Regions from separate parts of the Homo sapiens genome. Here region 1 is linked to region 2. The links are chromatin contacts, found by Hi-C in ENCODE. All regions are on one chromosome and are shown on one strand. The core of a region is the stretch at or near the end of the contact, and the rest is flanking DNA. Distances in the headings are between cores, read along the strand shown.

Evidence for each region. A loop is a pair of places that touch in the nucleus more often than their neighbours do. Pooled maps may share reads with other maps.
Region 1: a loop to region 2 is called in a map of B cell, with 7 times the contacts of the local background. The contact joins the enhancer-like site here to the promoter of NEMP2 in region 2. A Hi-C loop is called at or near these places in 2 of 168 maps with a recorded cell type or tissue (B cell and naive thymus-derived CD4-positive, alpha-beta T cell) and 3 of 50 pooled maps.

The regions. Positions count from the first base shown.
Region 1 is chr2:191,617,482-191,622,370 of GRCh38, forward strand. The region is part of intron 1 of LOC124905959 (a long non-coding RNA gene); the gene reads left to right. Among named protein-coding and RNA genes, the nearest start is that of NABP1, 58 kb to the right of the region's middle. Within about 2 kb of position 2,895, at least 2 of the 41 ENCODE cell types and tissues checked have a DNase peak (open chromatin) inside an H3K27ac peak, as active enhancers do.
Region 2 is chr2:190,533,202-190,538,031 of GRCh38, forward strand. It overlaps NEMP2 (nuclear envelope integral membrane protein 2), which reads right to left and starts at 1,521. Exons shown (of 9, transcript NM_001142645.2): 1 at 1,358-1,521. The coding sequence starts at 1,454. It overlaps NEMP2-DT (NEMP2 divergent transcript), which reads left to right and starts at 1,637. Exons shown (of 5, transcript NR_183903.1): 1 at 1,637-1,920. RefSeq lists a silencer at 1,185-1,834.

The DNA.
Region 1 (4,889 bases), core at 1,645-4,144, 1.1 Mb after region 2:
TGTCTTTAAAACTATTGGTACATTGTGGCAGGCTCTTCCATTAGCTGTTTCTTTCATAAAAAAGTTAATATTTTAAAAATTAATTTACTCATGTGTTATTTCATGTGCCCAGTATTATGCTAGGCACCAGGGTATCAATAGTGAGCAGGACACATTCTTAGTTCCCAGTGCTCACAGCCTGGTTGACAGACTTTCCAGCACCTTCTCCTCACTTCTCAGACATCATCAGCGTCAAACTTTGCCTGCCTATCAACCATTAAAAAAAAACGTCACCTAGACATCACCTTCTGCTGCTTCGGCCTTGTTCCTGGTTTGTGGTTATGATTTCCTGTTTGCCTTGCTGAACTATGATTTCTTGAAATCCCCATGCCCTTTCTTAACTCGTAGGTGACTTTTTTTTTCCCCACTGTACTTTACTTAAAGCAGAGCTATTTACAAATGAACTTTCATTTTTGTCATAGCATCTTCATAATTATTTTCTAAAATTAGAAAAAAAGTAGGTTTTTAGATTCCCTTGGTGTTGATGAAGACAACTGCAATGAAGATGCTGTTGTGGACTTAGAAATATGCTAAAATCCACCACAAAAAGTTTCCTTTTATAAACACACATGGAGAAAATCTCTATTTGGGACAGAATTTGGCATGAAGCTCTGCATTCACACTTAAGATTTTTAGTTTCCTTGAGAAATTGACCCCTCTAGTGTTGTGAAATGTCTCTCTTTATCACTAATAGTATTCCTTCTCCTAGAGTCTACTTTGTCTCATGTTAATACAGCTATTCTAGTATAGTAGCCAGCCTTCAGGATAGTCCCCAATCATCCCTACTTCCCAGTATATAGACCTTTGTGTAGTCTTCTCTCACATTGTACCAAAGTTGGTCTGTGTGACCAATAAAATATGGCAAAAGTGATGTTATTTCACTTCTGAGATTAGATTACAAAAGACTATGGCTTCTGTCACAGCTCCTGCCCTTGCCTCTCTCTCTCTCTCTCTTTCTTGGATCACCTCGGATCACTTCCTCTCAGGGAAAGTATGTCATAAACAGCTCTGCGGAGAATCTAGGCAGCAAGGAGCTGATGCCTCCTGCCAAACACCACATAAATGGGCTTGGATGCAGATCCTTCAGACTTGGCCAAGCCTAACTCCTAGATAATGAGAGACCTCGAATCAATACCTAGCCAAGCCACTCCAGATTCTTGACCTACAGAAACAATGAGGCAATAAATGTATGTTGACCACCCACATTTGGTGGTTGGTCAGGATTCACAAGACTCACAAGAAGGCTATATTCACAGCTACAGTTTATTATGGCAAAGGATACAGCGAAAATAGCAGGATAAATATTTTTACTGGGCGGAGTCCAGAGAGGACCAGTATAGGCTTCAGAGTCCTTCTTCATTAGAGGCCACACAGGATGTACTTTCTCTCTAGCAGCAACTTACAGAAACATTTGTGAAATATCTCTACCTAGGATCCAAAGAATTTTTGGTATGCTGGTCACATAAGCATATCTTGCTATGCAACCAACTATGGCAACTGAAATACAGGACTCCAAGAATGAAGCCAGGTGCACATCATTAATCTTGATACTTATACAAAGCAACCTGAAAAGCTAGTATAGCACAGTCCATTGCTTCAGGTGTACACAACAAAATCATCAGTCCCTGACATCCAAGAGCCATATTCTTAGTGATTGGCAAAGGATCAATCATGGTTCTAGGTTCTGTTGGAGCCATGCAAGGAATATATGACCACACCTGCTCTGCTAACTCTTTCCTCACAAAATGTGGCCAACAGTCAGCACTAAATGCAAAATATATAGATAAATGAGACTTTAGATAATTCCAGCCCCCAGACTTCAAGTCTTCCAGCTTAGCCCCCAAGCACTTTAAAGAAGAAACAAGGATTCCCCACTGTGTTCTGCCAGGATTCTTGACTCACAGAAACTACATGAAATAAGAAATGTTTATTGTTTGAAGTCACAAACTCTTGGGGTAGTTTGTTATACAGCAATAGATTAATATACAGGGTAATATTTTCCTATTCTTTGCATGTGTGGCAATTTTTTATTGAATGACCAATATGAATTTTATATTTTAGGAAACTGGAGTTTGTTGTATTTCATTGAACAGTACTAGGCTTTTGTTTCATTGCTAGCTAAGTTACAAGTAGAATCCTCTTGAGGATTGCTCTCAAGTTTGTTAGGGTGGGTCCAGGACAGTCTTTATCTTAGGGCTAACTTATATCTACTACTAACCTGATAACAAGCCAGGTGCAGTGGCTCACCCTGTAATCCCAGCACTTTGGGAGGCCAATGTGGGCAGATCACTTGGGGTCAGGAGTTTGAGACCAGCCTGGCCAACATGGTGAAACTCTGTCTCTACCAAAAATACAAAAATTAGCCAGATATGGTGGTGTGTGCCTGTAATCCCAGCTACTCGGGAGGCTGAGGCATGAGAATCACTTGAACCTAGGAGGTGGAGGTTTCAGTGAGCTGAGATCGTGACACTGCGCTCCAGCCTGGGTGACAGAGTGAGACTGTTTCTCGAAATAATAATAATAATAATAATAATAAAACTGATAGCTGTCTACAGACTATTTGGAGGATTGGTAAACTTTTTTGGTAGTGGACACATAGTAAATATTTTAGGCTTTGCAGGCCACACACTGTCTGTTGCATATATTTCTTTGTTTTTTCAATCCTTCAAGAATATACACATCATTCTTAGCTTGTGAGCTGTTGAAAAAGTCTGTGGGCTGGGTGTGGCCTGTGAGCTGTAGTTTGCCAACACCTGATGTCCTTTGCATTAAGAGGTCTTTCTATTCTGGCTGAAAGGACAATTAACTAGTCCAAGCCTTGTGTAAGTTCCAAACATTTTTCTGCCTACTCATTCTCATGGTTCTTTCCCCAGCCTTGGGTGGTTTCCTCTCATGCTTGTCCAGATTAGCACTCAGTCAAATACCTGAAGGGACCTCTCTGTAGATTTCCCAGGCCCTGAAGCTCCCTCCTTGATGGTACTCAGGGTTACAAATCCTAAACACCTTAAGCGCTCTGAACTCTGATCTTTCTGTACTCAGTGAGACTGCAGATTCCTTCTGGGTTCCCCCTTCCAGTGCTGTTATTTTCTTACATATAGTTACTCCTCTGTGTTGGTTCCTATCTATACCGAACATAAATTTCTAACAGAAACTGTTTTGTTCTACTTAATGTCTTCCTTGTTAAACACAGTACCATATTAACACATATGCAGATCATCATCGTGCCATTAACAAAAGCTATATCTCAATGGCCACAAGATTTCTAGTTGAAACAAATCTTAAATGATCTATCTGATCTTAGTCCAATTGTAAGCTTTCCTAGTTGTAAACATGTACCTTTGAGGGTCATACTCTACTTTTAAGGTAGCCCATTTCACTGTTGGACAGCAATAATTATCAGAAAATGTACTTCATAATGAGCTAAAATATAATTCCTTATCACATGGACTTTTCAGTTCTTATTAAATTTATGTTTAACCTAAATCTAGAGGACCTTTTCTTACCAATTGCTGTTAACCCTTGTTGTGCATTATTGATTCAGTCTGTGAATGTCTTGAGTGTCTTCTCTGTGCCAGGCTCTGTGCTGAGTTTGGGCTTGTGGAGGTGAGAAAAGGGAGGTAATGAATGGGCCTCATGCATCTTTCAGCTTGGTGGGTTATTTAGAGAGAAATCTAAGCATGCAAATATGTGTAAAAGTTACAATGTGGTATGTGCCCTGAAGAAGCATAGTGTGATGACACTAGGTATAGGAAGATTTGTCCTAGTCAGGGAAGTTAGGGAAGACATTCTTGAGGAGCTAATGATTTGAGATCTGAAAGCAAAGTAGGAGATAATCAGACAAAATAAAGATGAGAGATTTTTAGGAAGAGGGGTCAGCCTGAATGAAGGTACTGGGGTGAAAGAGAGCAACTGTTTTTTAAATCTAAATGTAGGACTTTCAGATAACCCTGTTAAATACTCACTCAATGAATACACTCAATCTCAGAAATATCACTCTATCACCGAAAACATGTTTCTGATATTTTTGGTGTACTTGTAGAAGCAGATTTAATTCCAATGTAAGAAAGCATTTTGCATTGCTCTTTGGAAAGGTATTATTGTCCCTACCTCAGGTTTTGTGGGGCCAGAAGCTTATACAGGGCCCCCACTCTGGGGGCCCTTTTAAAGAAAAAAATGTAAATGATACATACAAAATTTAGCACAGGGCCTGGAAGAAGGCCTTGGCAGTGAGAGGCACCAAATGAAACGTTTCATTAGGTTCAGGGTAAAAAATCTACCTACTGTCTTTAGAGATTTGGACAAAGGGTACATGACCATATGTTGGTGACGTAATGAAGAGATTTCATATTGTATAGAAATTTGGACTTGATAGACCTGTAAGTTTCCTCCAGATTCAAAGATTTTGTGTTTACTTAGCTTACATTTGAGAATGGAATAGGTCAAAGTTAGCCTCCTTGCATTCTTGGCCCCCTGCCCCTACTCAGCTAGTTTGTAGAATTAATTATCTGATGGCCAAACAATGATGGGGTGTTGGCTGGATGCGGTGGCTCACATCTGTAATCCCAGCACTTTGGGAGGCCGAGGCAGGTGAATCACTTGAGGTCAGGATTTCAAGACCAGCCTGACCAACATGGAGAAATCCCGTCTCTACTAAAAATACAAAATTAGCTGGGCATGGTGGTGCATTCCTGTAATACCAGCTACTTGGGAGGCTGAGGCAGGAGAATCGTTTGAATCCAGGAGGTGGAGGTTGCAGTGAGCCGAGATCATGCCATTGCACTCCAGCCTGGGCAACAAGAGCAAAATTCCATCTCAAAAAAAAAAGAAAAAGAAAAAAGATGTGGTGTTTG
Region 2 (4,830 bases), core at 271-2,770:
CTGAAGGAATGAGTGGTCTAGAACCCAAGGTGCTGGGTGCTGGTCTAAGGCTACTTCTAATTTTCTCGCTGTTGCCATGCCCAGAAACCTTCCTGCTTAGACAGATTTGTGTTTTATTTTTTCACCAGCATAAAATTGTTGTATTTCTTACTACCAAACCTTCGTTTTCTCATCTGTAAAATGGGTATAAAATGGTGCTTTCCCGCATAGGGCTTCTATGGGTATTAAATATGATAGATACTGCAGTTAAAGCACTTATAACACTGCCTAGCACATACTGAACACTCAAAAAATTTCTCTTCAATGAAAACTGGAATCCAACACTTCCCCAACATATAACTCACTGCAAGATTCCCTCAGTTGGGAGCTGTGGCAGAATCTGATAATGACCTCATCAACATCCAGTCTCTCATTCATCCTTAGATAAAAAACCGCGGTATAACCGGAGGGAGGGCCATGCCCAGCTAAAAGAATACACTTGGCAGCCTCCCTTGAAACCAGGGTAGCCAAAGCAAGGAAGGGAAGTTGGTAGACAGTGCACCCAGGAAATCTTTTAAAAGATTTTATGAGGGGAAAAAAAAAAAGAAACAGAAATGTGAAGCTCATGGTAAGTTAGCGGCAGGTCTGGAGTTGGAACTCTAGGTTTCTGACTTCCCCAGGTGTCCTTCCCAGATCCTTCCCCAGTGTGCCAGCATCTTAAGCCCACTCCGTGGCGAGCCCCTACAGCTAGCAGCCGCTACCAGTTCTTGCTTCCTGTGTGCCAGGCATTGTGCACACGAACACCACAAGAACCTTGTGAGGCCTCATTACCTGCCGCTCACGTGGGACCGTTATGTTTACTCGCTCAAGGTCACAACAGTCAGGGGCAGAAGAATTTTCGCTCCGATTCTGAAGCTGAAGCTGTTACCTTCTCTAGTCTTGAGACCAAAGGAATGCGAGATAGTGAAATAACAAGGATTTCAACACGCATTGATGTACTGTACAAAAGGCCGTGTGCTGAAAGTCTGGAGACTAGGGTCAGCTGTGCCAGTGACAAGCTGTGTGACCCTGGGCAAATCAAAACCTCTCTGAGTTTCGGTTGCTTCTGTAAAACGAGGGAATTGGGCGACTGGATCGCGCGGTTGCTTCTAATTCTAAAATTACAAAATGTCCAACTGCCAGGCGAGAGACTACGGAAGCCCAGTAAGACAGGAAGGGCGGGCGGGGCCTGCCCGGGAGACCCCAAAGCGAGAAAAGGGAGCGCCCGCCCCAGTGGGCCTCGCGGTGCCGCCCGGGCCAAAGAGCGCGCCCTCAGGGCAGCCGCGAAGCCGGGGAGCGAGCACGCACGCGCGCGCCGCCGCCGCCGGTCCCGGGTTACCTGATAACGCTGCCGCCGCCGCCTCCCCGCGCACGGGCAGTGTGGCCAGGGGCGGCAGCCAGAGCAGCAGCCACCACCGCCCTTGGCGCGGCCCCATTTCGTTAGGGGTCAGCTCCGTGCGACCCGAGCCCTAGGGGACCGGCTCCGCTGCGAGGAGCGGAAGTGGCGCGGGGGCTCAGAGAAGGCGGAGGGGGCGGTGAGGCCCGAACGCGGGAAAGGCGGAGACCCCGCCTCCCCGGGGCGGAGGGAGAGTTGGGCTCGTTGCTCCAGCCTCCGCCCGCGGCCTCGGGGCACGGCGGGCCCAGGCCGGAGGAGCTTTCGGTGGCGCGACCCCGCTGGCATGCTCCCGGCCTCGGCCTCGGCCTCGGCCTTGGCCTCCGGGCCTCCAGCGCACGCGGGGCGTCCAGGGCCTCATCTTCCCCTGGGGACCGCCCGGCCGTGTCCCGCTGCCCTCGGCGCAGGGGTGGGAGTTGCAGAGAGGAAGAGTCGCTAACCCGGAGTGTTTCTTAAAACTTGGCTGACCTGTGACCTGCGGATTTGGAGGCTGAATTCTCCGAGCACCTGTGAGTGACAGCCCGTGAATGGGAAGGTCCTTCGGCAAACGCCCTTTTTGTGAATAAAATACATAAAAGCCAGTTTCTTTATTTTACCTTTCTGTTTATCTTTTTACTTTCATTTGGTAACAAGCAATAACAAATTGGAAATTTGGCCGCTTAAGTAACACTGACTTGTATGTCTAATCTCGGACACGGCATTTCAGAGTACAGAGGGGCTCGTAAAATGTTCCTTCACCAACATGACAAGGTTCTCTTAAAATTACCTTATGTTAAAAAAAAGTTTCTTAATGTAATAGATATATTTTTAAATTAACATATAACCTGAATGATCTTAATACTGATAATTAGGAGATATACATATATTTTAAAGAACATTCCCTCCACAGGACCTGGAACCCATTAATTTGACTCAATATTCCATACTTAACTAGGACAGTCTTCTCTAATTCTGGTCTTTTGGTGAGATATCTTAGAGAACCCAAAGTAACAGAAATTATCCTGTTAAAAATAGATAAGCCTCATTTTTCCTAAAAGTCTGAGTAGGATGGACTAGGCTTTCCTTGCCCTCAAAGAAAGGTTTAACCAACTGCCCTTAAGCACTTGGCACCATGTGTACACCATGTATGGCTTTTAAAAAGTTAAGAAATTTCCTTGTAAGGGACTCTTCAGAGGGATGGTTTTTAAAAATAAACCATCATTACTTGAGTGAAGCCTGTCTTCAGAGAAACAGCAGAGCCCTGATCCAATTCTTTCCTGTATTCCCAGGTGCGGTGTGCACTTGCTTCTTGCAAGACAGCTTTTGTACCTAACCACATTCATTTTGATTTGGTTTAATTTTGGATGGCACTATGGAAAGTAGCTAAAATAAACAGGTGGGTTGTTGAATGATGAATGTATTTTCTACAGATATATCTGGTGGAGAAACAAAAGGGCAGGCAGCAATGTACTAAATATTTAAAGTGCTATTTATATCACAGATCCTTAGTAAATATCTGTAAAGAAGCTATATTGAAACACCACATTTTTCTCTATAAGCAATAAATATTTTTCCGGAGATAACAAGAATGTTAGGAGGTGATAGTTCTGTCACTGGGGGACAATCATGAAATTCCACTTAACCTCTCCAAACTTTTCTTCTGTATGAAAACCTTATCCACTGGGGGAAGGGCAGGAAGCTTTACCACCAACAGGATCCTGGCAAAGACCCCCTGCTTCTGGAGAAGAGATAGAAGCACAAACCTTCTGCCCTTTGGGGAGCAGCAGGAGCAGGAAACACTAGGGCTCTGTGTCCTGAACCAATAGAAAATTGAAGTTGGCTACTGCTGGGAAACCCTCTCTCACTCAAGACTCACCACAGATAAAGGAAGGATTTGGCTGCAATGGGAAAGTGTCAGGAATACTGGGAAAGCCCCACATCTAAGGTTCAGGTGCACAGGGCCTGCCTAAAACCAAGGCAGGACCAGGAGTGTGAAAAACCCCTTTTCCCCACTACAAGCCAAGCACCAGTGACAACACCAGTCAACTAGTGAGGAGGAAAAAGAGTGGGGAGAGACCTCTCTGTAACACAGGCATGCAAACACTGCTAAAAGCTGAGTGAGGGACACTGAGAAAAACTCCCCAGCACTCTAGGTTCCACACTAAAACAATGCAATAGTAACCCCCTGCTAGAGGAATCTGAATGAAGCCTGTGGTACAGAGTGAAGGCAAGGATAACAACAACAAAACCCAAATTCAGCACAACTCCTGACTAGATTGACTCAACTACCCACATTATTGACTGGACAGAAGAGGCATGTTTATTTCTGGACATTAATATTATTTACCTCAGTTGTTACTATTCTCCTACATGTGATATCCATCATTTGATCAAAAATTAAAAGACACCCAAAAAAGCAGAGAGGAGAAAAAATCAAGAGGTAAAACAGAACCAGATTCAGAAATGACCCATATATTGGGCTAGAATTAATATGCTTATAAAGCTAGTGGAAAAGGTGAACAATATGCATGAATATATATAGAGAATTTCAGCAGAAAGAGGAAAATTACTTAAAAAGTGAAATGGAAAGGCTAGAAATTAAAAACACCGTATCAGAAATGAAGAATTCTTTCAATGGGCTTATCAGCAGACTGGACATAGCTGAGGAAAGAACCGGTGAATTTGAATATAGGTCGATATGGTTTGGCTGTCTCGCCACCCAAATCTCATTTGAATTGTAGTTCCCATAATCCCCACACATCGTGGGAGGGACCCAGTGGGAGGTAACTGAATCATGGGGGTTATTCTTATGCTAGTGAGTGAGTTCTCATGAAATCTGACGGTTTTATAAGGGGCTTTTCCCCTTCACTCAGCACTTCTCTCCTGCTGCCTTGTGAAGAAGGACATGTTTGCTTCCCCTTCCACCATGATTGTAAGTTTCCTGAGGCCTCCCCAGCCATGCAGAACTGTGAGTCAATTAAACCTCTTTCCTTTATAAATTATGGGATCTGTGGAACTTTGAACTTGAGAGATGATTTAGGGTATCTGGTGGAAGAAATTTCTAAGCAGCAAAGCATTTAAGAGGAAGCAGAGCATGAAAGTTTGGAAAATTTGCAGCCTGACGATGCAATAGAAAAGGAAAACCCATTTTCTGGAGAGAAATTCAACCCAGCTGCAGAAGTTTGCATAAGTCACAAGGAGCTGAATGTTAATCAACAAAACTATGGGGAAAATGTCTCCAGGGCATGTCGGAGACCTTCTCAGCAGCCCCTCCCATCACAGGCTCAGAGGCCTAGGAGGGAAAAATAGTATCATGGGCTGCACCTAGGAAACTTCACCCCATTGGCTCCTCAGCCAAGCACATACAACAAATGTCTGAAACTGTGGTTCCTTTTATACTGAGCAGGATTACCATGGCAACAACACATCAACAGTAGGGT